Regions from separate parts of the Homo sapiens genome. Here region 1 is linked to region 2. Evidence: chromatin contacts called from ENCODE Hi-C or POLR2A ChIA-PET data. All regions are on one chromosome and are shown on one strand. The core of a region is the stretch at or near the end of the contact, and the rest is flanking DNA. Distances in the headings are between cores, read along the strand shown.

Region 1 (2,921 bases), core at 53-2,552, 71 kb before region 2:
GACATGGGTCATTTGAGCAACAGCAGAAGCCCAGAGTTGGCTTTGATGTTGTGCTATCATTATGTAAGATGCTACCACTGGAAGAAACAGGGTGAAGGGTACTATTTTTTGCAACTTCTTGTGAATCTGTCATTATTTCAAAATAAAAAGTTAAATTTAAAATTTCAAGATAAAAAGCTGAATTTAAAAGGAGGAGGAGCAGAAGGGGAAGGAGGAGGAGGGGGAAGCGAGGGAGGAGGAGGAGGAGGAAGGCAGAGGCCCGAGGGTCTGGGCCACATAGAGTGATAGAGTGTGGCACAAGAGGATCCTGGAGAGTTAGGCGGGGCCAGACTTGCGGGGGATACTTCCTCCCTCTGGACCTCAGTTCCTCCATCTATTCAATGGGAATAATATTGGTTCTCCCAGAGGGCCTGCTCTGGGGATCGGATAAACCCATACAAAGGAAGACAAGTGCCTCCAAGGCCCTTGGTGGGAGCTGGGAGCCAACATGAGGCAGAGTGTCTTAGTGAGCAAAGTGTAGCTAACCTTTGGCAATGAACCTGGTTCAAATCTCAGCACTGCCACTTATTATCTGGGTGACCTGGAGTAAGTCACCTCCCCTATTTGAGCCTCTGTTATCTCATCTAAAACAGAGGCTTAGCAAGGCAACCTCATCTTTCCTCTTTGTAAAGATGAGTCTTTTCCTCCCTGCTCTCGCCGACCCCTGTGCAGGGCCAGTAGGCAGCTGTGAGGAGCCCAGGTCACATGCATCTGCTGGTTGTCACACAAAAGTCTAACTGTGCTTGAGGCTGATGACAGTAGGGCAGGGATAGAACCCCAAGGGATGCCAGGAAAGGGAACAATGTCTCTTGGCAGACTCAGAATGCCAGGTCAGGAGAGAGGCTAGGGGAGGGTATTCTGAAATCCCCAGGTCAAAGGGCCTCTTCACCTTTTTACAATTTCAAAACACAAGCTCTAATTGTTTATCTTTTCCCCTCAACACCACTTACCTTTTCTCCCACGATTCCTGGCTCCCCGACCAGACCAATGAATCCCATAAATCCCTATGAGACACATTCCCGAAAGCAAGAGAAACAACGTGAATCCGGGGACCCAGCCCTCCCGCTCCTTCCCCTGAAGCTCATCTCCCAGGTGTCTCCCACCCGTGCCTGGTCACCCAGCCAGCATGGGGTTGTGCCGGGGAGAGCGCTGCCTCTCTCTGGGCACCGTTCTGACTTCCCTCACTCCACCAGATGGTTCTGATTTTGAAGCCAAGCAGCGGGGCCGCTGCCAACATCCCTGGGAGCGCCACACATTCTTCCCGCGCCAGAAGCAGGCTGGGAGGCTGCCACGTTTGGAGAGCTGGGGTTGGGCGGGGGGTGGCTTAAGCTGAGCTGGGAAGAGGCCATCTGTGCCCATCTTTCGGGGCTCTGGGGCTGTTTCAAAGAGTGAAACAAACCCGCTGGCTGGGACAGAAATACCGTAACAGCCTCCGCCAAGAGAACTGATTGGAATCGGGGAGGCGGAGGCCTCTTTACTGTCTTCTGAAAGGCCTCCTTGCCTTTTTCTGAAAGGGTGCACACACAGACACACGCTGCAGCTCCTGCTGCTCTGCTGAACTCCGCTGGGTGACAACTTGCCTCTGGGTTCCAGGGGGTTCTTCTAGGTGGCCCCAGTCCTTGCCGTCTCCCTGAGCAAGCAAACACGCACACGCGCAGCGAGGGTGGACAGCCTAGAGGGGTCACCTAGGAAGGCCCATCAATTTCTTATTCAGGCCCCACCTTCTTCCCTGCTAAGGAAAATACAAACTGAGCCGGGAGGGCCTTGTGTGGTTCAGGAGTGCAGAAGTGGCTTTGGAAGAACCCAGATTTGCAGCCAAGAGGTTCTGGGTGAATTAGGAAAGATGGAGGGATGAGTGGATTTTGTCCATAAAATCCGCTCCCTGTCCCCCAAACCCTGGCCAGAGTAAAATGAGACCTTGGGCCAGGAATAGGCCAGAGTTTGTGTACTCAGTCAATAAGGCCGGCCCAGCTGTCAGTTAACTACCATGAGAGGGTTACCTCTGGGATCCACACTTTCTTATCTAAAGACAGTTTTAAAGTGGTCACTTCAGCGAGGGCCACACGTGTCTTGCTGCTGCAGCCTGGGATGTCCGCTCTGGTTGTGTGGCTCCAAAGACCACGCACCTTCCCCTCCAGCCCAAGGCCTCCAAAGCATGTGGCTGTGAACAGGGCCCGGATCTCCCGTACATCCCAGCACCACGCTGGCACTACGCATGGTGGATCCTGCACCTGCCCCTGGTTCCCTGGGTTCAGAGAACTTTCTGAAGTATAAGGTAAGAGGGATGAGGCACTAGGTATAAGGTCACAGCTAACATTTCACAGAAAATAACCAAATACTTGATTTTTGCAACAACTTATTTTTAAAAATTAATTAGAGCATTTTCTAAGTGATAGCAATATTATAACAACGGCTTCAACGTATTGAGCACTTCCTGTGTGCCAAGCCCTGTACCTGGCACTTTATCTATGTAACTGTCATTCAGTCTTCAGGTGTGTGGGTTCTGGGCAAATCAGTCTCTCTGAGCCTCATCTGCAGAATGGGAGACAATAAAGGTACCTCCCTACTTCCTGGCACTGTTCCGAATACGGGAGATGGTGCACGATGCGTAGAGGTACTTCATACATGTTCGCTCTTTCCCATCCCCTCTTAATTTATTTTACAAGGGCACAGGGGTAAGACAGAGGCCTGGGCTTCCCACAAGGGAGCAGTCAGACATTTAGAGGATGCCGAATGAAGGGAATAAAAACTGCTCTGTTAAAAGGCCCCTGCCTGACTGGCCCAGAGAAACAGAAATTTCATAGCTACTTTAAATTTATGAGATGTTGGGTCCTGGAAGGCAAGCGGGTCATAAACCTCTAACAAGAAACCAAACAAGATCC
Region 2 (2,700 bases), core at 167-2,666:
TTTATAATCTATGGAATTTCCAGTCTAGAAACAGGATGATGGTGGGACGGCGGGCAGGGAGAGTTGGGGTGGCGTGCAGGCAAAGAGCCTAGAAGCGTGTCAGGAGAGTCATTCACCCAGAGCTAGGTGGAAACTTAGAAATGCCTTACCATGACCCCAGCCTTTATAGATGGGGAAACTGAGCCTAGAAGGACAGAAGGGACTTGCCTAAGATTCCACAACTTCTTGGTAGAAATATTCTTGACTCCTACATTAGAACTCTTCACCAATCATTTGCCCAGCACCTCCAGCACGCAGGGTGCTCTGCCAGGCATCACGTAGGAGAGAGAGGTAACCGAGGCCTATCTCTGGAGGGGCTCAGGTGAATACTCAGAAAAATAAGCACAATAGATGCTTAAGATGGTAGGCTCTGGGCTAGGCGCAGTGGCTCACACTCATAATCCCAGCACTTTGGGAGGCCGAGGCAGGTGGATCACTTGAGGTCAGCAGTTTGAGACCAGCCTGGCTAACATGGTGAAACCCCATGTCTACTAAAAATACGAAAAAATAGCTGGGCCCGGGGGCGTGTGCTTGTAATCCCAGCTACTTGGGAGGCTGAGGCAGGAGAATCCCTTGAACCTGGGAGGTGGAGGCTGCAGTGAGCCCAGATTGCTCCATTGCACTCCAGCCTGGGAGACACAGCGAGACTCTGGCAAAAAAAAAAAAAAAAAAAAAAAAAAGATGGTAGGCTCTGGAGGCAGACTGCCTGGGTTCAATCCTGGCTCTGCCATTTACTCTCTTTGACTTTATCTGAAGTAACTAAACCTTTCTGAGCCTCAGTTTCCTCATCTGTAAAATGGGAATAGATTGAAACCTGTTTCTCAGAATGGCTGGGAAGGTGGAATGAGATCCTGCACATGTGGCTCAGCAAACAGAGTTTAGTGGTCAATGAGAGCTTTGAGAAAGTGGCCCATGCCATCCAGAGGGGACAGGGGAACCACTGCGGGAGTTCCAAGAAGGGAGTGGTCATCAGAAATAAAGGTGGCATTTGCTCTTAGACATGAATGGAGGACAAGTTTACAAAGGAGGACAGCCAGAGCAAAACCGCAGAGGCTTGGGGGCTCAGGAGGTTGGGGAAGGGAGTAGGCTGCCTAGGTCAACGGCCTCATCCTGGTCCCAGGCTGCAAGGTCCCATGGGCTAGCAGCGTCTGTGATATCTATGTGGTCCCCAGAGGGCACGTGCTTCATGAAGGCTCTGAAGCCAGGAGGAAATGCCGCTTCAGATGGCAGATTCCAGAGCCCTGGGCCCAGGGAGCACAGGGCCAGGTCTGGAGGGAACTAGGGCTTGGGTAATTGCATAACCAGAACCACTCGCTGGGCTCAGAGCTAAAAATATGCCCCAGGCAGCTACCTCTGCCAGGGCCTCACCAGGCACCCAGCGTGGGAAAGGCTGATTCAGCCTGGGCACAGATGCCGGGTGCTGTTGGTCTCAGCCCTCTAAGGGAAGCAGGTAGGTTTCCCTCTAAGGGGATCTCCAAGGGTTCCAGTATATGGGTAAGAGCCTGGGTTCCAGTCCTGGTTTTGCCATTTCCTACTCAGTTTCCTCATCTCTAAAATGAGAATGATCTCACTGTCCCATGGGAACTTGGGGTGGGCATGAGAGGTCAAATAAGGCAGCATAAAAGAAGGTGCCAGGCACATCACATAGGAGCTATTTTCCCTCTCGGGCTTGGGCTAGCTCAGTCAGCCACCGCAGCCTGCCAAGCTGTCCCCCAGCCTCTCTCCAGCAGGAGGAACTCAACTCCTCCCCGCATGGCCCCTCCAGGTACCTATGTCCGCACCCCTACTCCAGGAGAGCCCTGCAGAAACAGGAAGAGGGATGCAAGGGTCATATATTCCCCAAGGCAGTTTTCCTGGCCAAACACTGAAGCTCACCAGCCGAAGGGATGTGATCTTCTGGAGCCCCTTCCCCACCCCAGGCTGCAAAGGGTGATATCCCCAATGGACAACTGAGACCTACAAGAGGTCATTGCTGTTCCATGCCATATCTGTCCATATAGCACCCTTGAGAGCCCTAAGTCCACTCCAAATGGATAAAGCCAAATATGGGTGCCAGAGAGGGGGAGGGAAGAACCTGAGGACACACAGCAAACCCGAGACCTCAGGGGCAGTGAGACGCAGGCCAAAGAGCCACCAAGAGTTCCAAAGGACAGTGTGAGATAACTCACCCGAGGCCCACGTGCACCAGGGATTCCAGGTAGCCCAGGTAGCCCAGGGGGACCCTGAGGAGAAAACAAGAAGACAGCATTAGACAGTGCCCACTGGCAGCAGAGAATGGGCTCAAGCAGTCATTCAACAATCCCGCCTGCAGCTGTGGGCATGGATAGTCCGCGGCTAAGAGGAGGAGTCCCCTGAGGTCCCTGCCCTGAGAAATTCATGCTCTTTGGGGCTTTTGGGCTTTCATAGCTACTATTCAGTCACTGACGCCCTCATCATTTATCACCCAGCTAACTTAGGGTGTCACCTTCTCCAGAAAACCTTCCCCAAGTTGGACAAAGTCCCTTCTTTTCCTCTATTTTAAAGACCGCTATCTTACTTGGGGAATTATCTGCTTAGAAGCCTGTGTCTCCCATCAGATGACAGTCTCCTCAAAGGAACTAAGGGGATATGAGTCATCTGCCTATCCCCAGGGCTCAGCCAAACGTTTGATAAAATAAAACA

Evidence for each region. A loop is a pair of places that touch in the nucleus more often than their neighbours do. ChIA-PET counts read pairs that join two places held with the same protein, here RNA polymerase II (POLR2A). Pooled maps may share reads with other maps.
Region 1: a loop to region 2 is called in a map of left ventricle myocardium inferior, with 3 times the contacts of the local background. The contact joins two enhancer-like sites. A Hi-C loop is called at or near these places in 4 of 168 maps with a recorded cell type or tissue (left ventricle myocardium inferior, posterior vena cava and sigmoid colon) and 7 of 50 pooled maps. POLR2A ChIA-PET finds 5 or more read pairs at or near these places in 3 of 52 experiments (GM10248, OCI-LY7 and activated T-cell).

What each region holds. Positions count from the first base shown.
Region 1 is chr9:114,248,737-114,251,657 of GRCh38, reverse strand. COL27A1 (collagen type XXVII alpha 1 chain) reads right to left here. Exons shown (of 61, transcript NM_032888.4): 25 at 990-1,043. Among named protein-coding and RNA genes, the nearest start is that of MIR455, 41 kb to the right of the region's middle. Within about 2 kb of position 1,302, at least 15 of the 41 ENCODE cell types and tissues checked have a DNase peak (open chromatin) inside an H3K27ac peak, as active enhancers do; they include left ventricle myocardium inferior, where a contact is called at or near this core.
Region 2 is chr9:114,177,852-114,180,551 of GRCh38, reverse strand. COL27A1 (collagen type XXVII alpha 1 chain) reads right to left here. Exons shown (of 61, transcript NM_032888.4): 4 at 2,208-2,261. Among named protein-coding and RNA genes, the nearest start is that of COL27A1, 24 kb to the right of the region's middle. Within about 2 kb of position 1,416, at least 12 of the 41 ENCODE cell types and tissues checked have a DNase peak (open chromatin) inside an H3K27ac peak, as active enhancers do; they include left ventricle myocardium inferior, where a contact is called at or near this core.